Linked DNA regions of Homo sapiens: region 2 is linked to region 1. The links are chromatin loops, found by intact Hi-C in ENCODE. Cell type or tissue: mammary epithelial cell. All regions are shown on one strand. Links, peaks and the distances in the headings refer to the core of each region. The heading gives the core; the rest is flanking DNA. Region 1 has its middle 610 kb from the start of LRFN5. Region 2 has its middle 540 kb from the start of LRFN5.

Region 1 (16,227 bases), core at 4,845-12,844:
ATCCTCAAACAGTTTTTACATATATCTTGAAATTCCTATCTATGAGGTACACACCATTGAATCAACATATTTGAGCAAGTTACGATGATTAAAATGATGCATGTAGAACAGTGCTTAGTAAAAATTACATACTTAATAAATTAGTGATACACACAGGTTTTCTCTAAAATGCAAATAAAATACTTTTTGAGTTTTTTTCTTTAGTTTTAGTACTGGAAAACTGAAGATTTTTTTTTCTATTTTCTGGAAGTCAAACTGTACTTATAGTAAAACATATAGATAGATCTTTCTGAAAAATATATAATGATGATCTAGCAGGGTTTCAGTTTCCCTAAATTATTGATGTCCTGAAAAATACTATGTATTCTGAGAATAGAGATAATCTCCTTGATCATCTCTCCAAAGGGAACCCCCAAGAACTGCAGTTTTTCCTAATCTGTTTCTGGGCTGTGGGTGTTTGAAGTAATTTTTTCGTATCTCTTGAGGCATGTTTCATGTCTGTGTTTCTAGGTTGTCATTCAAGCAGGTCAGGGAAGAGAACAACAGCTCCTCTCCCAAGAGTCAGGCATGTGGTTTGGCATTGCACGGCTATAGTAATTGGAGTCACAAAAGTACTGAGTCAGCCCAACTGGCAGAGAGGGAGTTTCAGAGCACCGCTCTCTGAGAACTAAGAGGGATAGCCATCTGCTGTGATTATACTGACATCTGCAACCTATTCACTGAAGAAGAACACCTGAAAAGTCGATCCTAAGTGGGCCAGCTGCATCAGGTTTTCTCTGCAGACTTTTCTGAGAGGATTGGTGATTATTCAAGTGCAGTTTTTACTTCCTCTCAGAAGTCAAGGCTTTTTTTCTATTCAAGCACTTCTGTGTACACTGATACTTTGGGGATTTTCTCTAAAACTAAATTGGGGGTTTTTGAACTGAAACCAGCTCTCTGAACTGAAAGTACTGTTTTATAGAAAGATCTGAAAGCTTTCTTCTTTCTCAGTATTTAACCATTCAGAGGTGAGCATTATGTTCACAGAATTATATCTAAAAGTACTAGAAGAGCATCATTAAAGCAACTACAGATGGTACCTACTGCATGTGCCTGTCATTTTGTACACGGATGTGCCAAACCCCTCGGTACCTCAGGAGCTATTACACACACACACACACACACACACACACACACACACGCAATATGTGGAGGGCCAATTCTTTATACATATTTTCTGTCTACCTGTGGGTAAAGTGCTTGTAGAAGACACTCAATACTTCTCAATACTTATTTCTTTAGTTATATTACTTATGTATTTTACAAAAACGTATCTGTATAGCTTATTATAAGCAAGATATTCTTTGAATTGTTTTACTAATATTAACTCTCATATTTTCTAGAAGTCCTACTATAACAGTCATTTATTACTGCTATGACAAATTATTACACACTTGGTGGCTTAACACAGATTTACTGTCCTATACTTCCAGAGGCCAGGATTCCAAAATGGCTCTCACTGAGATAAAATCAAAGTGTCAGCATGGCTGTGTTTTTTCTGCAAGGAAGAAAGGAGCATCAATTTCCTTGCCTTTTCCAGCTTCCAGAAGCCACCCACATTTTTGGCTCAGGCTCAATTTCTCCATCTTCAAAGTCATCCATAGCCGGTCACGTATTTATCATGCTATATCACTCTGGTTATCTGCCTCCATTACATCTTCTGCTCTGACTCTCCTTCCTCTCTATTTCTCTTTTAAGGATTACCTCCCTTTCTAATGATGCTTAGTCACATCTGCAAAATCCCTTCTGCCATGTGAAGTAGCACACAGGTTCTGATGATTAGGACATGAGCATCTTTAGGGAGTCATTATTCTAGCTGCCACAACTGCTGTAATTATTCTTATTTTATACATGAGAAAATTGAGACTCAGAGAAATTAAGGAATTTATCCAAGATCACAGTTACTAGGAGCACAGTTTGGATTTAAACACTATCAGTTTAGCTTTGGCATCTGGTTTTTTTAACAACTGCACGGTTTAATGTTTGTGGATTGAAAGAGAAAGAAGGAAAAAGTGAAGGAAGAAAGGAGCCAGACACATGATATTTTCAATCTATTCATTCATATACAATAAAGCCAGCTAGCATTTAACAAATTAAACTCTTACTTTCAGTAGCATAGTGATTACATAAAGATACCATAATAACAACAAAACACAATAGAAATATCTTAAAGACAAAAGAAATGATGTCCCAAATTAATGAATATGGGCCACTGATATTCATGACGTTTGCTGCACCAACTGCCTGAGAAGGGCTGAAAGATACTAAGACACAAAGAAAGAATCACAGTAAAAGAGATGGTGGAGGATGTGCAAAAACAATGCAGAGAATTGTGATAACAAGAAGAATGTGAGGTGTCTCTGAAGGGGCGATACAGATGTGAAATTGAGAAGAAACCACAAAATTAGAAGAGTATTTTAATTAGCTATCCAAAAATGTATATAAAACAGGTATCTTTAACTTTATTGTAGGTTCAGAGGCACATGTGCAAATTAGTTATATAGGTAAATCGTGTGTCACAGGGGTTTGGTGTACAGGTCATACAGGTTTGTCATGCAGGTAATAAGCACGGAACCCAATAGGTAGTTTTATGATCTTCACCCTTTCCACCCAACTCCACCCTTGAGTTGACCACATGCTCTATCGTTCCTTTCTTTGTGTTCATGTGTACTCTATGTTTAGCTCCCAATTATAAGAACACTTGATATTTGGTTTTCTGATTTTGCATTCATTCACTCAGCATAATGGCCTCCAGCTCCATCCATGTTGCTGTAAAAGATATGATCTCATTCTTTTTTATGGCTGCATAGTATTTCATGGTGTATCTGTACTACATTTTCTTTATCCACTCTACCATTGATGGGGATTTAGGTTGATTCCATGTCTGCTATTGTGAATAGTGCTGCGATCAACATAAACATGCATGTGTCTTTATGGTAGAATAATGTATATTCCTTTTGGTATATACACAGTAATGGGATTACTGGATCAAATGGTGGCTCAGTTTTAAGTTCTTTGAGAAATCGCTGAACTGCTTTCCACAATGGCTGAGATCATTTATGTTCCCACCAGCAGTGTATAAGAAAGTGTTCCCTTTTCTTTGCAACCTGGCTTCACCAGCATCTGTTATTTTTTGACTCTAAAAAACCCATCATGACTATTCTGAGATGGTATCACATGTGGTTTTGATTTTTATTTCTCTAATGATTAGTGATGTTGAGCATTTTTGCATATGCTTGTAGAATTGATATCTTCCAGCAGTTTCCATGGCCAAAATAGACAAGACAACCAAATTCTTTAATGTTTAAGGCTTTTCAATGTTTATGTCAGGGCATGTTGGAACTCCAAGTTGAACTCTAGTATGAGATCCTTGTCTAATTTGTAGATAAAATACTGAACTGAAAGCAGAGAGCGAGTGCATAGCAGAATACGCTCAGTAACATTAATTAATAACTGAAATTAACCTCGCAAAAGTCAGGATACAAATTCAGTATCTCCAGTTAAATAAAAGTAAAGCCATGACAAATATACCCAAACAAGAAAGCATTCCAGGCACCATTAAGTGATGTTGTTTGTCACATTCTCCAATTCTTTCCCCTTTACAGAAAAACAAAATTGTGTAATTACTTTCCCAAAAACATTTCATTTAACAAATATCAGACACTCTTCCACCTGATAAGTATTGTGTAAGTATGCACAGATAAAGAAAGCCATGTTCGCAGCTCACACACATGTATTTAAGATGTGAGAGGAGTATTTTAAATAATACAAACATTTATGAATAGCATTGACTCATTATGTTTCTGAAGCAAAAAGCAGCAACTATCAATTATTTTACTGGTCAATAAAACAACCTATTAGCAAATACTAATATTTTGAGGTATTTTTATAGATGTTTTCCTTATGAATACATCCAAAGATAAGAAAAAATATTGACTCATATTTTAGAAACTTCGATTTTTTAAGTTTTATTTTAAACATTTTATTTTGAACAAAACGCCTGTGGGCATTTCTCCATATCATTAAATGTCCTCTTGTCGAAGGGCTACATGCTATTCCACTGTATATGCACACCATAACGCATTCAGCTAAGCCAATTTTGTTTGCAATTTAGTGAAAAATTTAGTATTGGAACTGAAAATTTCTCTAAAATCTTTGCTCCACAACCCCCATGCAGTGACACAGTTCCATGATGTTTATCACTTCTTTCTGCCAAACTGTGTAGCTTTTATAGTGGCATTTGCAGTATCCTGGAATTCCATTGCAATGGATAATTTCTTTTTATTAGCATACTATTTCTGAGTCCTGTATTTAGAGTTTCATTTTAACACATAAGGCCTAGAAAAATAAGCAATAATGATCACTTTACAAAAGGTTTCTAAAGCATTATTTTTTAATTATTTCTCCTCATTGTATTTGCTTGGTTTCACTAAGATTACCATCTCTACTACATATTCCAGCATCCTCCCATTCACTACCACCACTGCTTCCTTAAACTCAAACTAGTGAAAAATATCATAAGAAATGTGTTGTGTAATCAACAAAACAGGTAATTCCTATGGAAAAAAATTTGGAACACTAAATTGTAGAATTTAAGCAGTACTGAGATGAAATAACAATTTTTCAAAACCAATTAACACAATAAACAGTCCTAAGTATTCAAACGTAAGGTTGGTTTCAACAATTGAAACTTTTCAAAATGTACATACTTAAAAAAAAATTAAAATGTACATACTATGATTAAAATCAGTTTATTTGTACAGATCACATGTAATCACATAAAAGATTTAAAAATACATAGTTTTAAAATCTCTTAAGGAAAAATAAAAGTATTTCAGTTATCAAAGATGATATTTCAAATATCAAAGTATTTTATAGTAAGGTACCTCAAAGTAAAATTAAGGTACATTACAATACCAGGGAACTACAATTTTTAAAATACTGATTAAATTACTGATAAAATTGGCAGAGGATATTTCACAGTTAAAGAGTGACAATGAAGGGTATAGGCTATGATTTTTAGCTACTTCTGTTAGTTCTTTATATAAAGACAATTTAAGAGTAGATTCATAATGTAAATTTTATTTTTATGTAAATGAATAAAAGAGATGTTTCCCAGGAGTCTCTGACCACTAATAAACTTATACCTCACAAAAGGCCAAAGCAGAATTTGTGTTTTGCTGTCATCAGGGCATTTGTTTGTTTGTTTTGTTTATTCACTTTTTAAATTACTGAGATTTTTGAAAAAAAAAAAACAAAACAAAACTGCTTTTCCTCTGATAGGGATTGCCTACACCTTTAGTAAGCCATTTTCTGGTCTCAAGGATAGTCCCATTTCACTTAAGCCAGAGATCCATGCCCAAATAGCTCAGCCACTATGTTGTTGTTTTAAAACAATAGGTCTGGACTTCTTAGGTAGAGGACATTATTTACCTTTATTTTATTCACTGGAAGACATGCATCATTTATATATGGATGAGAATGAAAGAGCAGGTGTGTACCTGCTGCAGCAGTGGGTTACTATCAACTTTAAAATCAGGACCTGGGTGTACAAAATGCAGAGTACTAGAGCTCCTTATATGCCTTTTAAAGCTAAATTAAACACAATCCCTACTGTAGATAAATATTCAATAATATTTTTTAATATGATAAGCACAAGAAAATATATATTTTGAATGTTATGAGTTTCTTTTTTTCAAGTATCAGGCAGGCAAGGAATGAGAACGTGGTTTGGATAATGAAGTAATTCCAAGGGTCTACCTAATATTACCACCAAAAGAGCCACCATTCCCACTTTCACTAATATTCATGCTATTTTAAACAACTTCCAATTTTGGAGTGTCTCTAATGGGATAGAGAATGTGATAAGTGTTTAATACACGTTGTCTCTATTGTACTTTTCAGTGTCACTGAGAATTGCAAATATGTACAAAATGAAGGGGTATGGAGGTGGTTCACTCACACTTTTTTGTCCCCAGGGTCTCTGTCACTTCACTAGGCTACACTGTCCATCCATTTATACAAATCACATATAGTGTTTTTTTTTAATGCAATGTGTCTGCCCCTTATAAAAGTAAATCATCTAGGCTTAGGAAGCTGGCTTAATACCCATGTCAGGGCCTTAGCCCCCACCCTACACCTCCCTCTATGCATCAGTTACACATAGTGATCAAAGTCTGAACTTGAATACTACTCTGCAAAGCCTCCCCTGTAGCTTACATCCAACTTTATGCATGCTTTTATTACACAACTTTGCATCGTAATCACTTATATTCCTCTCATTAGGCTAGAGTGCAAGGTACCTAAAGATGTAATCCATGCTTTTCATCCTTGTGCTCCCAGTTCTTAATACATTGACCAGGAACAAATAGGCATTAAATAGATAATTGTTGAACAAATTACTGTGTCTCCTTAAGGAAGAAGATTTCCTGTGAAGAGACAGGGGCTGCCCCCTGGCAAGTCTGGTCTAGAAAGGACGGCTGACATTGCAGAGTTGTGAAATAGTTGCTTGGGGTTATCTCTTAATTCTGTGCAATTGTTTCAGCATTTCATGCTCAATCAATATTCTCTTATACATACATTACTTCATTCAATCTAGCCATATCACAGTTTACTTTCTCTGATAAAATTCTCTTTTAAAATACCACATTAATAATTTAGTGAGGATTATAGAGATGAGGATTTGATCCTTGGAGGTCAGTGTCTATGATGGTCAAAATTAGTTGATCAGAGTTCAGGAGAAGAAGGATGAAATTGAATTGTCTAAAGATTTTATTTTATTTATCTATCTATTTATTTATTTATTTATTTATTTTTGAGACGGAGTCTTGCTCTGTTGCCCAGGCTGGAGCACAGTGGCATCATCTTGGCTCACTGCAACCTCTGCCACCCAGGTTCAAGTGATTCTCCTGTCTTAGCCTCCTGGGTAGCTGGGACCACAGGCGCCCACCACCATGCTCGGCTAATTTTTGTATTTTTAGTAGAGAAGGTGTTTCACCACATTGGCCAGGCTGGTCGTGAACTCCTGACCTTGTGATCTGCCCACCTCAGCCTCCCAGAGTAGTGGGATTACAGACATGAGCTACCGCGCCCTGTCTAAAGATTTTATGGCTTATTCAAGCACAGTTCTGAACTTTGTGTGAGTGTGTTTGTGTGTGTGAGAAAGAGAAGAAAAGAGAGAGCGGTATACAGCAGAAGTAAAGCAGGATCAGACTTTGGAAGGTAATTTTAACACATATGGTTGTATGAATGAGGTAGAAGAATTTTCCATAATCTTAAAAATTGAAAAGTCTTATAATGGCAGTAGGACACCGAAAAGGTAAAGTCCCCAGTAAATGATAGTATGTAGAAAAGATCTGTAATCCAATGATAAAGTTAAGGTTAAGCAAAACTAAGTTATTAGCAGATATAAATGAAGGTAGAAGTGTTTTCAACTATATTTATCAGAATGAAACAGAGACCTCATCATTCCCCATATGATGAAATACATTGAGAATATTATATTTCACAAATGAGATATAATATTTGATAGCACAGGAAGGTGACTATTGTCAAGAATAATCTATTGTATATTTAAAAATAATTATAAGAGTGGAATTGGAATGTATTTAACAAAAAGAAATCATACATGCTTGAGGTGATGGGTACTCCAATTACCCTAATGTTATTATTATACATTATATGTATGTATCAAAAGATCACATGTACCCCATGAGTCTATACACCTGGTATGTACCCATAATAATAAAAAAAAATAAAATGTTAAAAATAACATTATATAGGCCGGATGCAGTGGCTCACACCTGTAATCCCAGCACTTTGGGAGGCCGAGGTGGGCGGATCACGAGGTCAGCAGATTGAGACCATCCTGGCTAACACAGTGAAACCCCGTCTCTACTAAAAATACAAAAAAAAAAAAATTAGCTGGGCGCTGTGGAGGGCGCCTGTAGTCCCAGCTTCTCAGGAGGTTGAGACAGGAGAATGGCATGAACCCGTGGGGTGGAGTTTGCAGTGAGCCGAGATCGTCCCACTGCACTCCAGCCTGGGCGACAGAGCAAGACTCTGTCTCAAAAAAATAAAAAAATAAAAAAAATAAATAACATTTCTGAGTTTTTTCCTATTTTTAATTCTATGACACCTATATACTAATAGTATATGTAGCTATTCTCAACTGAAAAGAATATAGCAGTAAATTTTAAATTTTATTAAGTAGTGTTCTCAGGATTTTAGAAGCTATCTAGCTAGACAACTTAAGTCAGTTAGGTTGTATAACATTTTGTCACCAAAGACTTCTACTCATAGCTCTACTTTTATCTGTTTTATTAAGCTTCTTTGTAAGCCTTTGAAGAAAATAAAGAACTCTTGCTAAAACAAAACAAACAAAATAGTATCTGAAAATTTATCCATCAATATACAAAGACAAAAACAGGAGGAAAAAAAGACAAACATTTGGGTGTTTAAAACAGAGACTAGGTTACTCAGATGATGGAAGAGCCTGAGGAAACAAACAGTTGTCAGGGAAACAACCCAAAAATAGCAACTGCAGTAGGCCACTACTTCCATGCCCAGGCAAGAGGAACAAAAAGAAAACATGAGCTAAAAAAGAACTTAGGACTTGGGGTCACTTGACCTTTCTATTTCAGAGCTCCACCTTCTTTTCTGTAAAGCACATTTTCCAGCTGACCTCTTAAAAAGGACTTTTTTTTTGGCTGTGTAAAAGGTTTTTGAAAAGACTAATAGATTCAACTAGGTTTCCCTACTTGCCCTGGAAATTATCACTGTGGCAAGGGGTAGGGCATCCTGACAACTAAGGCTTAGGTCATGTGCCATGTGGTTAGTCACAGGACCAGGAGTGTGTTATTTCAATGACAGGGATATGGAATCAGCTTTAACAAAACCACAAGGTCCAAGATTATCATGGGATAAGAATGGTGAGAGGAGGTAGGTGTTTTCCAAAAGAAAGAATGCTTCAGGACAAAACAACACAGTTATTACCATTAGAAATATTCATGCTCATTGCACAAAACTTAGATTACTGAAGAGGTATATTCTATTCATAGCATACTAACTGTAACTCCACCCACTCAAAAAGCATATTGGAAAACAAACGAGTGAGGTACTAAATTAGAAATTTTCTTGAGTCCCTCACATTTGTACATATTTCAAAATTAAAACATTGTAAACTTTTGTTATTTAAATATTACCATTAAACTTTATGATCCTTTTATATGACACATACCTGTCTATTGGGACCACAATTTAAATTTGATGTTTTAAAAAGGGGTAGTATCAACTCCACGTCTTTTTTCAGAAACATCACCATTATCCAATGCTTTAATTGCACAGCAATTAAAGTGTCCAGAACTTATTTTTGGGTGGGGAAGGTGGAAGAATGAGGAGCAGCAGACTCCCCAACTAACTACTGGCTTCAGCAAGCAGCAGTGGCCACTGTTGTATCAGAAAAAGAAAAGGAAAAGGAAAAGCTGAGAATAGGGAGAGTCATTCCTAGTGTCAGCAATTATTTTGAATGGGTCACCTTGATGGATTTGGTATGGAAGAAGGAAAAGAAGCTTCTCCGGGTGCCTCGGTCAAAGCTAGGTTTTCACTTAAGTGGGCAGTTATATATTTATGTAAGATATTTACAATTCAAGTGGCACATACTGTTAAATATCAGTATTATTTTTACATCTGAAAAATATGCACCATATCTAGTCTTACAAAATTATGATTTTTTTAATATTTCCAAGTTTATATTATTCAACAGCAATAGAATTTAAAAAACTGCAAAGAAGCTTCAAAAAGTGATTAGGAATCAACATCATATTACAGGGAAAATGAGCATAAAATTCACTAACAGCTTTTCATCACCTATATCATGCATAAATACTACAATAATAATACACATGACAGAGAGTATCTGCTTAGTTATCACAGTATTGTGATCCTGAGAAGTTTTTCATTCTAAATTTCATTTCAGAGGAATATAAAAATAATACAGCAGTAAAATTAAATAGCAATGGAAAATAATGAGAGAAGGAAAAGGCATTAGTTATGTGAGTAGGAAAGCGTTAAGAATGCTTTAAAGTGAAATTACACTTACAATACATGGAAGGTCAATGAGGCACATACAGAAAAGTTGTAGTAAAGGTGTAGGTTTTAATATCATATGAATCTGTTCCTTTTGTAGGTAGAAGGTATGAGATCTATGACTCAAAAAGAGATAAAAGATGAAGTTACTATGTATGAAAAGCATATTTTGATTGTATTTACAGTGATTTCAAAAACTAAAGATATTTTTCAAAAATGAAATTGAATTCACCATTATTACTTATAGTGTATATTATTTTTAAATAGTCATTTCTCCATTTCTCTAAACCACTGCCTATAGGCGGCTTTTAACTTACAATTGTCTACAATTGTTATAGAAACACATATATAACTTAATAGCCATCAGCTTCGGCTTCCATAGTATATTTTTCTGACTCTGTTCATAAGCATTAAGAAATTTAATTCTTCTGAACGCTTATTTTAATTGATACTATTTGATGCACTTTGAGTTTTTTTAGAGAAATTGAATTTCATTCACACTTAGGAAAGCAGGCAGCTAACATCAAACTCAAAAGACATTGGTAACTGATAATTTATTACATACATTTCCTGATGTCTCTCTTTAGAATATAAAATGTATACATCATAATATTACATATTGAACCATGTTTGATTTTGTTCTCTGGACCCTTGATAATCAACAGACTCTAGAAATAGAGGTCTATAGGACAAAGCTCCAAATATAAAGCTATACTCTTCCTGTTTTCCGCCAAATGTAGTTGTAGTTTTAACTTTGTCATATATTAAAATCAACATTTATCCACAGCAGGAATCATTGACATGCTACAATTTTAATTTTTGATGATATAAGTTAAAAGTATTTGCCAGTTCCTCTGTCACATAAATGTTTACTTTCCAAGACAGGCAGAAATCATCCAAGGCTCTTCCTTGAGAAAAAAAGATTGTTCGAGTTGGGAAATAACCACGTTCTTATTTCTTGTTTTTGCTTTATATTTATTTTTGCACTACTGCTTTTACCAGTGAGAGTTCTAAACTTGATAAAATGTTAGACTTCAAATTTTACCTTTCTGAATAAAACTTTCCCCAGATCTTCACGAGCTGTGGAAATATTTGACTTTGTTTATACACAGAACTGGGGAGAAAAGCACTAACAATCTAGTTCCATAAATTATTTCCAAGAAAATGATTGCTTTTTGAAAAAAATAAATTAAAAATATCTTATTTTGTTCTGTAATTTTCTGCCACTGTAAGAATACAAAATGCAAATACAGATACAAAATAAGAAAATATAAAAAACACAAAAAGTACTTTTGGTGCATATTTACTGTAGAGAAAATGTTAATAGAACACAGAAAAATTCTGTAATATTTACCAGAAAAGCCAAACCCAAGAAGGTTATTACTAAATCTGATTTATGTTCCTCTACTGTAGCACTTATTATGGGAAGTTCAATATTGGTGAAAAACTTTCTGATGGTACACAGTCAATTTTCAAGTAATCTACTAAAAGTATTTCTTAAATAAAAGAGTGTGAGCTACTGAAGACAGAAATATGCTAGAAATGATTTTTAAGATTTCTAGTATATGTAGTTTATTATGTTGAAATAAAAATAATGGGATTATGCATTGTCCACTGGAGTTAAGCAACTTAGATACTAGTTACCCTCCCATATAAGCCTATCTATTTTTAATCACTAGGTACTAGTTACCCTCCCATATAAGCCTACCTATTTTTAATCACTGGGTATGTGATTCTTAGTTATCTATAAAGGTTAAAGAATGACATATTACCTAACTGAACTCAGAAGAATAGGACAGATAATTTCTGCAATTAATGATTCTACAAGTAGCATTCCTTCTAAGAATTATGTAGTATAATGATATAAATAATTTACAATGAACACATTCATTGCACATAGAGATATTTTCCACATTAGGTGAGTATTTTTGAAATATATACATATATGTTTATATATATATATATATGTGTGTGTGTGTGTGTGCATGTATTTTTTTTTTTTTTTTTGAGCACTTATTCTGTTCCCAGGCATGAGTGTTGGAAATATGATTGTAAGCAAAATAAAAAATGCACTTGCTCTCATGGACATAAATAGATGAGGAAGAAAATACAGATGCAAAATATATACATAAGTAATTAAGTATTATCTAAAGAAATTAATTCTGTTAATTGAGTGGAGATTGACTCCTTAAGTGGCCTTTCAGAAAAGAACTGAATGACATGAGGGCAAACCATACTTAGCACTAGGAAGAATGAAACAATTACTAATACATGTTCCATTGCCCTAAAGTTCTCACTGTCTCTGAGAAAAGACAGACATATGTCCAGTCATACAAGATAGATACAATAAGTGCCATTAAAGGTAAAAAAAAAAAAAAAAAGGCCTCAGAAGGAGACACAGGGTGAAATGATTTTCATCTTGTAAAAAGGAGAAGTTCTATGGAGAACATGACATTAGTGCAGTATACTGGAAAATATGTGGATGAACTCAGTAAGTGGATTTTACCAAAACCCTAAAATGCCATGTGAATAGAAATATGAATAAAACAAAATAAAATGTAGGATTTCATCAATAGCAGCAAGTCTGTACTATTGAATATTGATTTTATATTTCGGAAATGGCCAATATTAAACTAGAGCCAATTCTAGTTTGATGGAACTTCTTTGGTCAAAATAAAATGTGACAAAAAACAAGCGTTTCATGTAGTTTGCATATTTACAAAAGTATATTCTCTAGTCATGCACTTTTCCTTGCTGCTGTTTCCACTACCCAGAAAGAGTGACTATGCTGGAAAAATATATCACAAGTGAAGAAAACAGAAGTATAATTAAGAGGATATTTTTGTCACAAGACGTTTACAGAAATAACATCACTTTCAGTAAAGGATAGGTACCTGTAATTGCTTTGATAGCAAACATTAGGGTTAAGTGAATAATGCTCAAAATCATGTTTACTCACCTCTAATTTAAAATAAATAGAATATTATTCAACCATGAAAAAGAATGAAATCCTGTCATTTGCAACAACATAGATGGACTGTAGGGCATTATATTAAGCGTAACAAGCCAGTCACAGGAGAACAAATTTCACATATTCTCACTTATATGTGGAAGCTAATTGTTTTTAAATATGATCTTATGAAAATAAAGAATTAAATGATGGTTACCAGAGGCTGGAAAGGGTAGCAGAGAGTAGGGGATAAAATGGAAATGGATAATATACATACAGTTTGTACAAAGGTACATAATGTACAAACATACAGTTAGAATGAATAAGATCTTGTGCTCAGTAGCACAATTAGGTGACTACAGTTAACAATAATTCATTGTATATTTTAGAACAACTAAAAGGATGGAATTGGAATGTCCCTAACACATGGAAATAATAAATGCTCAAGGTGATGTATACCCCAATTACCCTGATTTGACATTACAGACCCTAAGCCTGTATCAAAGCATCACATGTATCCCATAAATATGTAAAACTATATGCATTCATAATAATTAATAAAATACAACTTAAAATTTTAAATGAATGTATGCATCTATTCTCTACTTTCTAAAGATCATGGTGTAAATATGTGACAGTCATTATAGAAATTTTTAGAAAAACTTTACCCAGAGTTTGGATTATAAAATTATCTGGGCCGGGCTCTGTGGCTCATGCCTATAATTCCAGCACTTTGGGAGGCTGAGGCAGGTGGATCATCAGGTCAGGAGACTGAGATCATCCTGGCCAACATGGTGAAACCCCGTCTCTACTGAAAATACAAAAATTAGCTGGGCATGGTGGTGCACGCCTACAGTCCCAGCTACTCAGGAGGCTGAGGCAGGAGAATCGCTTGAACCCAGGAGGCAGAGGTTGCATTGAACCAAGATCATGCCACTGCACTCCAGCCTGGTGACAGAGGGAGACTCCATCTCAAAAAAAAAAAAATATATGGATTCTCTAAGCCCGGTGTCTCTTTTATGAGACAGCCCAGTGCATATGCAGGCATTCATCTGGGCCTATTTGCATGGACCTATGGGACTTGGGGGCAAGGAGAACTGCTGCAAATAGGATGATGATCACGCTGCCCTCTGACCCAGGAATCCTGTATCTTCTGCCATTGTCTACGAAGCTGTGGCAAGCTAATTTGTTAGCTTGCAAGTAAGGTAAAATATTAAACCCTTCATATTTCCTTAACATGGAATTATGAAGATAGGTTAACTGGTTCATAAAAATTACCTGAGACAAAACTCTAGATCCACTGATCTGAAGTCTAAAGATAGAGTTTGGGAATCTGAAGTATTATGAAGCTCCCCAAGTGATTTGTATGGATAATATATTTTAGAATCACAATTTCAGCACAGTATTTACCCTACCAGCTATTTAAACTAATTACATTTATTTTTCTTTTCAAAGTGTTAAAAATCTGGGGACGCAGACTGCCCAGAGATTAGCACATTATACATAGCAGCATTGCAAACTCAGGTCTTCTTTGTCCAATTTTACAGAAAAATTTAATTTAAAAATTAAGTTAGACGTTTTTCTTAGCTAAAATAGAACTCCCCATAAGCTCCCTTGCTTCTAAAACACCAAATGTTTTCAACTGGGTTATGTGGAAAGAGCTCCTACATTGCTGTCAGAAAGGCTCACTTGCTAATTTTTAGATATAACAAACTGATTATTCTCATTTTCTTTGACCCAATGGCCAGATAACATGAATCTGATAGACTTAAAGCTTTTCTGATTTAATTTACTCTTCCTTTTTTCCTTACTTCTTGCTCTCACCATTACCTTCTTTCACATCCCCTTGCTTCTCTAGTCTAGTGTTAAATGATCCTTCCATTTTTCCATCTCCTCCTAGAGATTTTCTGCCTCATCACAATTCAGTACTTTTGTATGTTTATATTTATGCATTATATATATTTTGATCTTGTTTACAGAAACTGGGCAACACAAATGTATATAAGAAAATATATAACCTGTTCATCATAAGGGATGCAATTTGAGCAGGAATAGGAATTCCTCTTACCTACCAGAAACTTACCTGGAGAAGGTGCAACTGATGTTGTGGAGTCATGTGCAAAGCTCTTGTTCCCAAGGGAAGACTGGGAGATGGATGCTATTATCATAAGAAACCAATCGACTCAGTGCCCTAGATATTTAAATTTCTTATTCCAGCAACCTGCGCTGTCACTCCCAAAGCAGTTCTCCTATGTTTCTTTTTGGCTTCAGTGACTTTACAATAAATAGACTGTTAACAAAGAATACATTTACAGTCTACAGTAGATAAAAAGGGATCATTTAAACATGGTATGTTGGAGAACAGGCTGTATATAATATAGTGTGGTGAAGTACTACTGATGCCATCTCTCCGTGGTTCTTGCTAATTGAGTTGATAGTAAGGGTCACAGCTGTCAAGTTTTAATATCTGAGGAATTTAAAAACCATGGTGTGCGTTATGCAGTATAAAACTTTCATAAAAATCACTATAGATAAGTCAAAATGGAAAAACCCTGGAAAGGATATAAAATTATTTTAAGGCAAAATTGTTTCTGTGTAAGCTCAATTATGTACTTGTTCTGAAGTTCAAGGTCTGAGTTTTTCAAATTAATGCCTCATGCTGCTTATGAATAAGATTGAAAGGAAACATAGATTTTTTGCTATTGTCTTTCAAAACATTACTAGATCTTCTTTAATCACTTATAAGCCATTCAGTATTTATCATCTTGGCAGATGTGGAAAGCAACATCATGGTTTGAGTTTAAAATTAACTTGTTGGAAATAAACCGTCTTTAACCATCATGACATCCTATTTAGACAAGTGAAAGAATAAAGTGCACAGAGTTGTTGGTATGTAATCTGATTACATTTATAACTTTCTTACCTAATATGACTGAATAACAGAATGAAACAGACCATGTGATATTTTAAATTCAGCATGGACTTCTTCTGATAGATTAATCACATATTGTATTGTCAATCAGGAAAGTGAGAATAAAATAAAACAAAGTATTTACCTCAAAGCTTATAGTATGCTGCATTTTGCCTTATTGCTTTGTTGTTGACAGCATTTTATTTTTATGTAAATGAAACATCAGAAATAAAAATTTGGC
Region 2 (16,227 bases), core at 5,130-13,129, 73 kb after region 1:
AAATAGTAAATATTATGCAAACAAATATGCTAAATCTTGAGTAAGTTACTTTCTGTTCGATTTTGAAAACTGCTTTATTAAAAATTCAAACTGCAATTTATAAACACATATAAACTTGAAAAATGGTTTTAATATGAATCAGTGAATTCCCTTTCAAAATATCAAAATATGCTATAGTTAAAATAACATTTCAAGAATTTACATTAAGTACATTTCATGTTTCCTAAGATTTCAATAAAATACATATCACATTAACAGAGAATATGAGGGGCTTTTGGCTATTTTGAGGTTTCAAAGAAATATCTAAATTTGAAAATACTGAATTTCCATTTCAATTTCCTATCTCATACAATTTACTATGTAAAAAAATGTTATATTGTGACCTCAGTTTTTAAATGTAATAGTTCATCTTAATATTATTTTAATATTTTATCATGTATTTTAAAATTTTACTTTTTTGTACATAATTTTCACCAATTTAGTTTCTTTAGAATTTAAGGTCCTTTTTTTTAGTTGCTTCTTTTCAAATTGATTTCTCTTCATGTATAGCCCTTATTAATACTATTTTTTGGTCTACTCCAAATATTCAAAAGCCATACAAAAAGTTTTAAGGTTCAATTATTTGAGGCATATTTAATATGAGACACTTACAGTAGATTATTTGTTATAATGAATAAAAGAGCTAATACTATTATAAATACATCTGGTTAGATGTTTAACATGCCTGTCATTGGAATTGTAGAAAATACCCTTGGAATTTGCCTTTCAAGATATAGTACACCTTAATTAGAGCTGAAAAATTCAATGGTTTGAGCAATTGGTATCAGAAAGATAACACTTTAAGTCTAATACATTTTGTTATTTTTCTAATTAAAAATGCATACTTTTTTGAGATAATAGAGAAGATATGAAAATATAAGAACTATAATTCCAATACCAAAGATACTAATTGTCTTCTTTTCTAGACTGAAAACTAAAAGAGGAGCGGTCAGATCCTTCCTGTCCAAAAGCATACTTTCAGTTTCTCATACTGTGCCTGTAACAAAGTTTCACTAAGTAACTGTTCATCCAATGAAAGAATATATGAGTTATATACATTCTTTCTTTTAGTTCCCTCTCTCTCTTTATACACACACACTCTAAAGTGTTTGAGGTCTTTCTTTGTGTGTGTACAGTGCTGTATGCATTTCCTAATTTATATCAGCATAATAAACTTAGACATTTGTGCTACTATTAATAACCAGTCTCCAGCATCAGCAATTCTCAGTGCTGTCTTGGTTAGTCCTCTGTGTCTGTATCATCCACCTACCTCTCCCACTCCACTCCATGAGATTTTAATACCTCCTTGCTGTCTCTTATCCTATACCCACTGCCTCTGACAACAATCCTTTCATTCTCAGCAAATAATCTCACCATCTCTTACCTTGTAGCCACTCATAAGCTTCTCAGCAGATAAGTCATCTTTTCTTCTTCCATCCAGTATGAGTGGATTCAGCCCTCTTCTTTAATTTCTTGGTTTTCTCTGTCAGAGGCACGAGAAGAATAACCACTGTAAAATACACCCAGAGAGTTCCCCATTATAAGTGGCTTCTCTACAGGGGCTGATGCATTTGCCAGAGACTTTTCCTATTGGGAGAAGTAATTGCTCTGAGTCCAGTGCCTTCTAGCTTTTCTGTCTCACCTAAGGGTGAAAAAATGTTTAACGAAGGTCAGGGCTTCAAATAAATAGATTTGGAAAACTGCAGAAAGGGAAGAGAGTGAGGTACCGGAAGGAAAAAGCTATTCCAGTGGGAAAACACTTGTAAATTCACAGCTTCTAAACACAGTCCCACTGAAACAATAAGATGTAAGTGGACGATTACTGAACACTTCATCTCCTCAGTACTTGTCACCACACAAACAGGGCTCCAATATAATATCAAAGGATTATAGCTGAAAGAGGTAAAAGACAAAGACTATATCTGTAAAAGAAGTATTTAGGTAAGACGAAATCAAGAGTGGTGACAAAAACAAGGACACTGGAGGAATTTGAAGTCACCAACACCCAGAGCTACAGCAGATATTAAATACAGTTCAACTGCTGGGGAAATTCCTAATAACTCTAACACTGTAGGCCTACTTGATTCAGTGGTTATTATGCAATAAAATACACATGACTTTCAACAAAAATCTAAAAGGTATGCCAAAACACAAGGAAAAATCATCTAAAGGGGCAAGGGAATCAACAGAATCAGACTCACACATGATGCAGATATTACAAGATACAGAATTTAAAATGACTGTGATTAATATATTAAGGAATGCCATGGAAAACAATTAGAAGACAGTCAATAATAGACAAGTATTGGGAGCAGAGAGATGGAAACATTAAGAATCAATTAAAATGAAATGTTAGAAATCAAACAGAATCCAAGAGAAATAATTCTTTAATGGTATTATCCGTAGACTGGACACAAAGAAATTATCAGTGAGCCTGCATATACATCAGTAGAAAGTGCCCAAACTGAAACATACAAAGAGTAAAAAAAGGTAGGGGAGGTAGCAGGATACCAGAACATCCAAGGACTGTGGGACAATTTCAAAAGTTGTAACATGTAAGAATTGGAATAGCAGAAAGAGAAGTAAGAGAGGAGTGGGAGAAATACTTGGAATAATAATTTTCTAGATCTTTTCAAATTTAATGACAGACACAAAATCACAGATGTAGGATGCTCAAATAAAATACGCAGAATAAGACCACACAAGAAAACAACCAAAGCCCAACAGCACCACCTGGGAAAATCATATTCAACTGTAGTTACCCTGATTTCAATATTTCACACTATATGCTTGCATCAAAATATCACATGTACCCCAAGAATATATACAACCAGTATACTAGTATATACCCATAATCATTAAAAATTTAAAAATGAGAAAAATCTTTAAAAAAACCACAGATGAGAAAAATACAGGAGGAAAAGGATAAGGGATAAGAAGTACCGAGACATTTTCTCAGCAACCATGTGGGTAAGGAGGGTAAAGTGAAATATGTAAAGTGTTAAAAGAGCAAAACCTGCAGCGTAGAATTCTCTATCCAGTGAAATATTATTTTAGAGCGCAGCTTAAACAAAACTTATTCAGTCATTGAGAGAATTGATCACCAACAGACTTTCTTTGCAAGAAATGTTGAATTAAATAATTCAGGGATAATTGAAGTGATATGAATAAAAAAATCAGATTTACATTTAAAAAGGGGGAATACATGAAAAGAAAAAAGTGACATCAGTGTAAACTTTCATTTCTCTTACTCTTATTTGATCAAAATATAATTGCAAAACAAAAACAGGAGCAATAAATGAATGCATATAAAATAGAACTCATAAGATGAGTGACAGCAATGTCATAAGGTACAGAAAGGAGGAATTGGAAATACTCTGTATAAGGTATGTGCACTACATGTGAAATGATGCAGTGTTATGTGAAGGTGAATTATATTAATTAAAAGTGTATATAATAAACTCTAGCACAACTACTATAAAAATTAAAAGCTCAGTGGATGGGCTAACCAGAAGAGTGGAGAGAATAAAGGAAAGCAACAGGAAGCTTAAAGATGGAACAACAGAAATAATTCAACAGAAATAAACAATAGAAAAAAAACAGAATAGAAAAAAAATGAAAGAGACAACACACCCTCAGGAATCTGGGAAACAATAACAAAATAATCTTTTTACCAGAATCCCAGAAGGAGAGACAAAAGATGGTTCAGAAAAGAATTCAAAGAAATTATGACTAAAATCTTTCAAATTTGGTAAGATACATTAATCTAAAGATTCAAAATGGTGACAGGTTTAACAACAGGTTAAACCCAAAGGAATCCATTTCAAGATATATTTTAACCAAATGTAGGAAAACTGAAGACAAAGAGAAAGTCTTAATTAGCTAGGGAGAAACAATACTTTGCTTTTAATTATTTGAATTAAAGTGGATTCTTCATCATAAACCATAGGAGTCAAAATGATACTTCACAACATACTTCAAATACTGAAAGATCTGTAAATTATACATCGGAAAAAAGTATTCATGTGAAGTGAAGAGCAAATGAAGACATTCTCATATAAAAAAAATCTAAGATAATTTGTCATCAGCAAATACCCCTAAAAAGATAGCTGAAGGAGGCTTTTCCAGGAGAAAGACAACAAAATAAGGAGTTTTGGAACATCAAGGAAAAGAAAAACAATAGAGAGAACAAAAAATATAGTAAACACAATACTTTTTCCGTCTCTTCTGTTTTCTAAATTATGTTTGAGGGTAGAAATAAAAATATATTCTTAGCTGATATGGATCTTCATGTATGTAGAAAAATATTAAAGACAATTATAAACAGGAGAGGGTAAATGGAATTAATGTAAAGTAACATCTTACACTTTATTTAAACTCACAAAATGATGACACCAATATATCCTTTTGGTGGTGAAATTGTTCTGTATCTTGAGTGCAGTGGTAGTTACAGAAATCAACACATGTGATAAAATGGCACTTATCTTTCCACAGAACTGTACGCCCACATTGTACCAATGTAATTTTACTGATATTTATGTTGTACTACTGTTATGTAAGCTGTAAAAATTGTTGGATATTGGGTAAAGGGTATAAGGAAACTCTCTGTACTATTTTTGCAATTTTCTGTAAATCTAAACTTATTTCAAAATTGTTGAAGATAATTCAAAATAATCAATAATTATCTTTCCCTATGTGAATATGCACTCTTTTCAAAGGTCCCAAATCCAAAACTTAGAAATCTTTATATTAAGCATATTAACAAAATGCCTGCTTTAGCCTGCCATTGAATGCCAGTGTGTGTCAATGGCTGGCATTTGACAGTCACTAATTATTCATTTATAGTGCACCTCCTGAATTTCACATAATGCTCTAGTCATTGTTTAGGTCTGATTGGTTAAGGCATGGCATTTGCTTGGCTTAACAATTCATATTTGGCTTTAAGTGTTTTTAATACTGCGAGAGCTTGACTTTTGTATCTTGACTCCAAGATATTTTCCTAACACATTGATTTTAAAACTGTTTTTCTTTCACATCTACACAGGCTTTAGAGTGTATTAAGGAAGGTTTGCTGAGTTTCAGTGTTCCAAATCTCTCATCACTTCATAATATAAACAGAGACCATGGCTTTCATAAAGTTTATATATCTTGTGAAGAATGCGCTTGTTACTAAAATAGGAAACACAATTAAAACTCGTTTTTAGTCCAAAAATGCTAATGAAAGTCTTTTCTGTCTGATGACTTTGTTTTCCTCGAAGAGGGGGAGATAATCATGAAATAGAAATGTAGCTTGTCATTTATCTCTTTTCCTAATCATTTTCCTTCTTTTCCTGTGTAGTGCTTTGATAATATCTGAATTGAATTTCAAATATTTCTCTCTTTATTACATTTTAGGTAACATTAAAACCAAAGAATGAATGTTTATTGAAGTTTTGTTTCATGTTACCAGCAAAACCAAAACTGAAAAAGAACTGTCATTAGTTGCCTAGAATGGGAAGATCTAATGTCCTGGATCACCGCAATGAAGCCTTGTAAAAATTAAAGAGATGTAGTTAGATGCCCAGACACCAAGAGAAATGTTGAAAATCAAAGTGAGATTGATGAGGTGCTTAAGTACCTAAGCACCTGAATCATAAGCCAATAAGTTATATCACCTTTTAAACTTTTTTCAGTGTTGCTGTTTTTCTTGAAAATCCTGAAGGCTTCCTTACAATGAGTTCAGGAGATACATATTATATCAACTTTACTTCCTTCTCAGTAAATAACACTGTTTCAAAATCTGAATATATCAGGCAGATACAAGTTTCAACTTGAGAAGCTATAGTAGCAAATCATAAGCTGTCTGCCTGTATAACAGGAACAAAAACACAATTAAAAACAGAGGAACAATTAAGTATCAAGAAAGGAAAAATATGAAATGAGCAGACATAATAGAAGTTTGAGTTTTAAAAAAATTACCCTTTATGTGTCCACATGTTCTCATGATTTATCTCTCACTTATAAGTGAGAACATGAGGTATTTGGTTTTCTGTTCCTGCGTAAGTTTGTTAAGGATAATGACCTCATGATGCATCCATGTCCCTGCAAAGCACATAATCTGGTTATTTTTTATGGCTGCATAGTATTCCATGCGTATATGTACCACATTTTCTTTATTCAGTCTACTATTGATGGGCATTTATGTTGATTCCATGTCTTTGCTTTTGTGAATAGTACTTCAATGAACATACGTGTGGATGTATCTTTATAATAGAATGATTTATATTTCTTTGGGTATATACCCAGTAATGGGATTGCTGAGTGGAATGGTATTTCTGTCTTTAGGTCTTTGAGAAATCGTCACACTGTCTTCTACAATGGCTGAACTAATTTACACCCCACCAATAGTGTATAAGTGTTAACTTTTCTCTAAAACCTTTCCAGCATATGTTATTTTTTGACTTTTTTTTGAGATGGAGTCTCACTCTGTTGCCCAGGCTGGATGCAGTGGTGTGATCTTGGCTCACTGCCACCTCCGCTTCCGGGGTTCGAGCCATTCTCCTGCCTCAGCCTCCCAAGTAGCTGGGACTACAGGCACATACCACCACGTCCAGTTAATTTTTGTATTTTTTAGCAGAGATGGGGTTTTGCCATGATGGCCAGATGGTCTTGGACTCCTGACCTCTGGTTATCCACCCACCTTGGCCTCCCAAAGTGCTGGGATTATAGGCATGAGCCAACGTGCCTGGCCTTGACTTTTTAATAATAGCCATCTGACTATTGTGAGATGGTATCTCATTGTGGTTTTGATTTGCACTTCTCTAATGATCAGTGATGTTAAGCTTTTAACTAATGGGTACTAGGCCTAATACTTGGGTGACAAAATAATCTGTACAACAAACCCCCATGACACAAGTTTACCTATGGAACAAATCTGCACTTGTACCCCTGAATTTAAAATAAAAGTTAAAAAATTAAATAATTAAAAAATAATTTAGTACCAGAGGCCAGAAAGATTACAGAATATGACATATTAAAATAAGTATAATTATATTGTTGAAAGATAAATAAATTACATATTAATACAAAGCAATACCTTATCTGTTCTTAATATCTCAGTGCGACTTATACCTTGAACTTTTGTAGAGCTTGCATGTCTGTGTATTTTTACATACAAATACAGGAAAGTATAAGCTATATATTACATTCTATAAATTATAAACATACAAGATTTTTAAAAAAATAATGATGTAACATTTGCCAGGCATCTTGCTATTTGCAGAAGAAAGCACTTTTTTTACCTAATTTGTCAAAACATATTGTGGGGGGGGATTATAAAATCCATTTTAGAAATGGAAATTGACTTAGTCATGAAGTGTCTTGCCCAAGGAAACACAGAAAGAAAATGAAAAATTTGACCTGGGGCTTTGTTCTTGTGCCTGGAATTCTTACATTCTTTTTATTCTACCAAGATATGTAAAGTGTTATCATGAAAAATGAAAGCAATCAATAAACTATAATATAAATAAAATATGACTTTACCTATTTTTAAATACATGTATAAACTCAAAGTTCTTTACTGTAGACAACAGCATAGAAACATATTAAAATTGATTAGATAAGTCTAGATAACAGTAAAAAAAAAGCTATGTCCAGATCAATATTGACTTCTATATATTAATAAACAATATCAGAAGTAGTTTAAGTGATGATGCTTACAAAAGAAGTACAATATAAAACTGCAGTCAAGAAAAAAAATGATTATGCCAGTTTGCCAAAACTTGCCTGTTTAGCAAGCTTGCAATTTTATTAGCAAGAACTTTTTGGCTGGGCACTGTAGCTCACACCTGTAATCCCGGCACTTTGGGAGGCCAGTGTGGATGGATCACTTGAGGCCAGGATTTCAGGACCAGCCTGGCCAACAAAGTGAAACCCGTCTCTACTAAAATTACAAAATAGTAATAATAATAATAATAATAATAATAATAACAACAACAGGGCGTGGTGTGTGCCTGTCGTCTCATCTACTCAGGAGGCTGAGGCAGGACAATCGCTTGAGCCTAGGAGGTGGACATTGCAGTGAGCAGAGATGTACCACTGCATTCCAGCCTGGAAAACAGAGAGATACTCTGTCAAAAAAAAAAAAAAAAAAGGAATTTAAGAATTATCTTACATATTCCTAGACTAAGAGACTAAGGCAAGCAAGATGATCATTATGAAGGAAAAACATAAACATAAGAGAAGGGCTAATTTATGTTGAAGATCACAAATCTTGTGCTCTTGTAATTCAAACAAGTCCAAATATAAAATATTGATTTATGTGTGTTTGAGATTCTTGTAAACTTTTCTCAGCTCAATGATAGTTCTTCATTTTCCTTCTCTCACAACTGTGTTCTAAATCACAGGTCTTTCTATACCCATAATTTAGAGACTGAATTAAAGAACTGGACAGCACAGTAATGCTAAGAGAGAACAGCAGGGAGAAGAGAAATAAATGGTTATATTTTCAGAAAGAAAAAATCAGGTGAAATTTTACTTCCATCCATTTCCCAGAGTGAGCAAATGAGAAAAAAGTTAAACTTTATCATTATTGAAAAAAAGACATCCACAACTCTAGAGATTTAGCAGTGAAATACTATATAGTGAGCATGCTAAAGTAACAAAGTTGGGAACACCTTGGGTTTTGTTCGGAAATACTTTGCATTTATTTATTTATTTATTTATTTATTTATTTTGAGATGGAGTCTCGCTCTGTCGCCCAGGCTGGAGTGCAGTGGCGCGATCTCGGCTCACTGCAACCTCCACCTCCCATATTCATGGAATTCTCCTGCCTCAGCCTCCCAAGTAGCTGGGACTACAGGCGCATGCCACCACGCTTGGCTAATTTTTTGGAATTTTAGTAGAGGCGGGGTTTCACCGTGTTAGCCAGGATGGTTTAGATCTCCTGACCTCGTGATCTGCCCGCCTCTGCCTCCCAAAGTGCTCGGATTACAGGCGTGAGCCACAGCGCCTGGAAAAAATAATTTCTTATTAATGATCTCAAACAAGTAAGCATCTCCACATTTCTTCTTAATCAGCAAATGTAATACAATGTAATGGTTAAGAATATGTGTTTGAGGATCAGGTTCCATGGGTTTGGATCACAGGCAGAATAATTAAAATCTAAGTGAAGGGAGGCAAGTTAACATCCTTAAGTCATGGTTTTCTCATCTGTAAAATACCATTAATAGTTTTACTTATGAATATATTGTACTTAGCAGTGCCTGGTTCAGAGAAGGTGCTCATTAACTACTCTAGTCATCATTACTACTAAGAATGAAGCTTTGTTAAATGTCAGGACTGCTATTAAATAGAGAGAGAAACAGTGTTTTAAGCTAAATATATCTAGTTCTGTCATTTAAGTGGATACTGTAATTAATGGGCTTGGTGATATAAATCTTTGTATTTATTCACTTCCCATCAAGCAGGTTGGTGAATAATGGAAAAGGAAAGGTGAACATTGAAAATCTCAGTTAGTTTGTGTCCTGTGGCTGATGATTCATTATTTGTACAAAACATTGATGAGTTCCATGAAACATAAAAGTGAGCAACCATAGAGTGTATGAGTGGAAGTTAAATTGCTATATGAAATGAAGACTGTAGCGCTGAGTTTCGGAGATCTTGAGAGAGGTGAAACCCCAGAGAATTGTAGAGGAAGGAAATATGTGAATGGATTATTTATAGAAAAAAAAGAACATCAAGCAATCTGATAATGGATAAGTCTGCAAGTACCCTAAAACTAAATGAAGTTCTGCTACACACACACACACACACACACACACACACACACACACACACACACACACACACTGCATACATGCCTTGGATGAGTAATTTTACCAAGAGAAATCAAGGAGAAGGTTTCTGTGTCTCATCTTGAATCATCAGTGACAGAATGTGTACACAGTGTGGGAGATAAGGCGATCCACTCATTAATTTAAAAGCAGCAGTAATGTAGAATTAGAAGTGGCTCAAACACCATCCTCCCTTCACTACCTTCCTACTACCTTCCATACCCCAATCTCCAGGATGACTGAAAAATCCCCAGGCACTCATTCACATGCACTATGATTCAAGCTGATTTAATTTGGCACTCAAAGGAAGGGTACCTCAGCTGGTATATGCATTTTACTATCATGATTAAGCATTTAAAACAGCTCATTGTACAGTCATGTAATGGATTTCTGCTATGTCTTTCTGTTATGTCTACTGTAATGTCTTTCTGTTATGTCTACTTTCCTTTTGAAAGTTCCATTCATTAGTGGTGACTGATTTTTATGTCCATTCTGGTGCTTTGTGTAGTCTTTCTAATGACTTCTAAGAATTATTGGAGTGAGATTTCTCCATGTTTCTGTGTCTCATTTGCTGTTGTCATCAATGTAAACACATTTTTGTTTACTGTTGTGGCCTGCCTAAAGTGATATTATAAATATCAGATCATATGATTTTTAAAAACTATGCCTGGATATTTTATTAATTCATTTTTTCCTGATATATGTATTCTTAAATTATGTATTGTTATAGTGTTATTTTAATCATTCTTTTTGATTTACATAAATAAGAAAGCAGGTAAGTTTATTTGTGTCACCCTTTGCCAATTAATCAATCACCAATTTAATCTCCTTTGTTTGTTTTGCTATCTTCTTGAAATTCCCTCACCAGTCATTTTTATAACTTTTAAAGTGAATCCTATTTGCTCATTAATAATAGCAACACTGTTAGAAGAGGGAACAGGGGCCCAAGGGTTTTCTTAACACTAAGCCGAGCCACATGGAGAGACAAGCATGGAGCATGTGCTGGTTTGCACACTCAGGGCAATGGAATAAATAGAAGAAGAGGCATAGCAATATGCAACAGCAGGCAGTGAGGGTCAGGTGAGTCAGGCAGAAGGAACGTCAAATTTAGGGTACTGGGACTGGTGGCTGAAATGAGAAAAGTATGGAATCTGAGGGCAGAATTTCAGCTTTAAAGAATCCAATCTCTAGAGAAATTTACTAAAAGTTATATAAAACTCTGCAAGCATTAATTCTATTTCGTGAAATATTGTCAAGAAAGTGACTGAGGCACTGGGGAACAAAAAACGCTTCACAGTTTTAAGAAGTGAAGATGTAAGGTGCAACGTTAATAAATTCACTCATTCAAAAGGTGAATTGAGGGCATACTATGTGCCAGAAACTGTTCTAGGATTTTAGGTAGAGTAGTGAAAAAAATCCAATGAAAACAAATGTGTATGCCTTCATAGAAACTACATCCTAGTGACAGGATATAGACAGTAAAAAGGACTTAAAAAATAAAATGCACAGCATAGTGTATTAGATACTGTTTGTTAAAAAGAAAAAGCAAAATGGGGATGAGGAGTGTTGGAGAAATACTGAAATCGTGTTGTGATAAGGTAGTTCCTAGATTGCATATACTGAGATAAACCTTATATACTGATGTTTTCCTAAGGAGAAAATACAATTTTTGTGACCAAAACTGAAGTGGAAAGGGAAACAAGTCAGTGAAGGAAGAAAATCAAATACTAAGTGGCACATCACTGAACTGATGATAGCTCCACCAGAAAACAAAGCTGCTTGGAGAGACCTGATGAAAGCACGATATTTCCTTTTTCATCAACTGTTAGTCAGAAATTCATCCCACAGAGGAGGGATTGGTAAACTTTTAATGTAAAATGACATATAGTAATATTTTAAATTTACAGACCATTGGGTCTCTGTTGCAACTACTTGACACTGCTGATAGAGTGCAAAAATCAGCCATAGACAATACTGAAATGAGTATGTGTGGCACCTAATTACATTTTATTTACAAAAATAGATGTCAGACCAGATTGAACCCTGGGCCATAGTTGCTCATCTCTGCTATACAGTATTAATTCCTGCATATCGTCAAGTTATGTTATCTGCCCAATATTAGCAGCAGTGGCATCCTTGGAACAAGCTAGAGTATACGTGATGAGCAGAAAGAAGTTCATAAAACATGTATATGCCGTGTGTGCCAGTGTTGCCTTATTGGTCCAATAAGGGTAATCAGTGCATATATATAGCCTCAACAGTAACAAATAAGTCCAAAGGTAAAAGGAAAGGTGAGATGCATGAATCTATGTACTGTGGGATCTTCCACAATCAACCAATAGGAACAGAAGAACCTCTGTAGTAGGATTAGTACCATGAGGAAAAGGAGTAGGAGAGTCTTTGCCATGAAAATTCAGACAGAGCTCAATGAGCCTTTCTTCATGAAAGATGTAAACTTCCTCTCTGAGGCCAGTTGATCTAAACTGAAATTTATCAATATATTATTCAGGAAATTAAAGCTGACTTCATCTTGGGAACCACATAAATTTCATGTAGTACAGAAGTCCTCACTGGGAAGTGAATATTTAAAGAAAGATCAGAAGGAAGTGAATACCTATGTTGTACATAGTTCTGGTGGAAGAACATTCTTGGCAGAGGGAGTTACAAGTGCAATGCCCTGAGGTTGGGAATTATTGGCATGTTGTAGAAATGAAGGCTAGGGTGGAGGTAAGTGGAATGGTGTGGAATGATATGAGAAAATTAAGTATTAAGTCAGAGAAGTTAATAGGAAGGCAGATCACAGAGGGTCTTACGGGTCAATAGAAGAACTTTGGTTTTTACTATAAGTTAGAGGAAAACTCCTAGCATAGAAACAACTGAGATATGTTGGTGGCTTGGACCACAATTATAACAGTGAAAGTTGTAAGAACAAACAGGATTTCCTAAAGGAAATATTTGAAGGTATTCAACCTTAGTACCTTAAAGTTTGACATGTTAGTAATTAAAATGTATATTATACTCGGATAGACCAGGACCATAGAAACAAAGCAAAAACTATGTAACCAAACCTATGTCAAAATAATACACATTTCAAATTTAAATTTAAAATTCCAATTTTATAGATATGGTGGAGAGATTAGAATAATTCAAGTAATAGTGAATTGGAGTTGAAGACATAAGTATAAGCTCATGTTTAGCTTAATGTAGATATATATGATTACATACCAAGTAGTGAATATTTCTATATTATTGTGTGTTTGTGTATGCAGGAGATAGTATGCACACATATATTTCCTTGTTCTGTCTGTTGAGACAGCCTAGAAGCAACCACATCCCATTAGCAATAAGAGTGCCAGCACCCAGATTTTGGTTTCTAATACCATTCTTCAATAAAATAAACTAGGGGCCAGGCGTGGTGGCTCATGCTTGTAATTCCAGCACTTTGGGAGGCCAAGGCAGGCGGACCACCTGAGGTCAGGAGTCCGTGACTAGCCTGGCCAACATGGTGAAACCCCGTCTCTATTAAAAATACAAAAATTAGCTGTGCATGGGGGTACGCGCCTGTAATCTCAGCTACTAGGAAGGCTGAGGCAGAAGAATCGCTTGAATCCGGGAGGTGGAGGTTGCAGTGAGCCAAGATCATGCTACTGCAGTCCAGCCTGGGTGACAGAGCAAGACTCCATCTCAAAAAATAATAAATAAAGTAAAATAAAATAAAATAAAATAGGGCTCCTTGGAGAAATGGCTGATTGTACAACTGAGTCAGGATATATGCAAAATAAGCCTGGAGCATCTTGTAGTGTAGAAAGTAAGAAAATGCAAGTGGTTCCCAACTTATAATGGTTCCACTTTAGGATGGTGCAAAAGCAATTAGCATTCAGTAGAAACCATATCTTAAGCGCCCGTATAACCATTTTGTTTTTCACTTTCAGTACAGTATTCAATAAATTATGATATTCAACACTTTATTATAAAATAGGCTTTGTGTTAGATTACTTTGACCATTTGTGGAGAAAGTATTCTGGGTACATCTAAGGTAGGCTAAGCTAAATTATGATGACCAGTAGGTTATGTGTCTTAAATACATTTTTGATTTGTAATATTTTCAGTTTCCAATGGTTTGTAGAGACATAATTCCATAATAAATCAAGGAGCATCTATACTCAAAACAACCTAACACAATTATACTGATATGGTAGAGGAATACAGGAACCATCTGAAAGTTTACAATGGCCAAAGCTAGAGCAATTTGAGCAAAAAATATGTAAAGTGGTATGTGATGATAATCTAAAATGTAAGATAAATATTCATGATTTAATGGTATAAATGAATAATTGAATAAATAAGCAAAAGGGAGAAAAAGAGACAAATATCTCATTCAAAGAAATTTCAAGTAATTTATGTAGATACTGCACCATCAAGGAGGTGGAGAATAGCTCCCCACTCCTGAAGTATGGGCTGTACATAGTGACTTTGTTTCAAAGAATAAAGGGGCAAAACAGTAAAATTTGAAAGAATCCCAAAAAACACATTAGCCAGATTATCAAGGCTAGGTTCAATATTTGATAAGTTATGTTGATAGAATGCACATTTGATATGATAGGATAAGAATGGCACTTTATCTCTGTTAAATTCTTCTTAAAATTTAATAGCTCAGTTGATTGAGAAAAACATATCACACAGATTCTAATCAAAGGGAATTCTACAAACCATACCTGGCCATACATTCTCATAACTGCCAAAGTCATCAAAAGCAAGGAAAACCTGAGGAACTGACTCAACCAAGAGAAGCCTAAGAGGGAAAACAACTAAAAGTATTGCTGTATTCTGGATAGAATCCTTCAAGTAAAACATGAAGTTAAAGAAATAAACCAAGGAAATCTGAAAAATATACAGGTTTTAATTGATAATACTATATCAATATTTTTTCAGTAACTGTGATAATTATGTACCTTGCTAATGTCAGATGTTAACAACAGGGAAAACTGAGGTGAGATATATGAGAAGTCTATTTTCTTCACAATAACTCTATTAATCTAGAAGTTTTCTAAAATTGAAAGTTTAAAAGAAGCAAGGGAACAGTAAATACAATATTAAGAATGGTGATTATCTTTGGGTAGAGATATGAAAGACAGTTTATTCAGGGTAGGAATTATAAGAAACTCATTTATTTTGAGGTTTTCTTAACCTGTGAGGTGATTACATAGATGTCCATTATATTAATGTGGATTGAAACTTACATATCTTCTTTTGATGTAACACACATTACACAAGAAAAATGTTTACATAAACTGATTTATGGTAATCCTTAGGGTTTTTAAATAGGGAACTGAAACAATCAGATTTATATTTTGTAGAAAGCACTTGATCTGGAATGCTGATTATTGGTTGGAGGGGCCTATATTAAAGACAGTGAATGATAATTAAAGTACACAGAAAAGAAGCTAAAGGGAAATCAACATTTTAGGAATGAAAGAAAAAATGGAATCCTTACAGTAGGCTGAGATGTAATGGCCAGTGCTAGAAAAATGCCAATCTGGGATGAGTAGGAAATCACCAAGGACAGGTGAATTTCAAAACTGAGAGTACTTAACAGACTCAAAAGTTGAAGTGTGTTTAAGTAAGCAAAAATGTCTACAAAACTAATACAAATTAATTATTAAAAATAGGTAAACAAGATCATTGAGTTTTGCAGTATGTCTTGTCATGGTGCTCCCAGTGAGAATCTTTTCAAATAAGTTATGGGACTGAAAAGCAGATTGCAGTGTGTCAAGTAATAAATAGGATAGAAAGAGCAGAAAATAGCAATCCATATAACAGATATATAGCAACATTTAGTTCACCAGAACAGATAAGTAATAAAGAAAACATATAACTTTTCTTAGAAATGAATGAGCAATTGCCTAATGGCACTTGTTTATTTATATTTAACTCACAAATTATTGAAAACACATCTATAACATGCTGTATATTGTTCAGGAAACTAAAGAAAAAAATGAATACATTATAGGCCCTGCTTCCTATAAACTAATTGCATAGCTGTCCATAATGGCAAAGATGAGCAAAGGGCAATTCATGATACAGTGTAAGAGATGAGCTTCAGAACACTGGGAGCATTGACAAGTGTTTAATATTTGTGCGTGCCACAGGAAAGACAATTTTTAACTGTGCATGGAAGAATACGTAAGAGTTAGCCAGTCTTAGAAAGAATGGAAGAACGTTAAGTAGGAAAAATAACATATACAAATGCACAAAAATGAAAATGCATGGAGTCTTTCACAAGTAGCAAGCAGTATAGGTAACTGGACTCTCTATGCATTAAATGCTGTGTGTGTGTGCATGCGCATGTGTGTGCACATGTGCTGGGATTAGGGGC

What was found. Peaks named below come from ENCODE experiments on the same cell type or tissue, not always from the same donor. Only the 100,000 strongest peaks of a DNase experiment are listed, where the experiment ranks them.
Region 2: it touches region 1 in a loop (6-fold over the local background); 2 of 110 quality-filtered maps call a loop at or near these places.

Annotation. Positions count from the first base shown.
Region 1 is chr14:42,207,769-42,223,995 of GRCh38, reverse strand. No RefSeq gene overlaps it. Among named protein-coding and RNA genes, the nearest start is that of LRFN5, 610 kb to the right of the region's middle. In mammary epithelial cell, for the core only: no CTCF peak of the experiment used is centred there; a DNase peak (open chromatin) is centred at 8,895; H3K27ac peaks cover 1,792 bases.
Region 2 is chr14:42,134,892-42,151,118 of GRCh38, reverse strand. No RefSeq gene overlaps it. Among named protein-coding and RNA genes, the nearest start is that of LRFN5, 540 kb to the right of the region's middle. In mammary epithelial cell, for the core only: no CTCF peak of the experiment used is centred there; a DNase peak (open chromatin) is centred at 10,048; H3K27ac peaks cover 1,714 bases.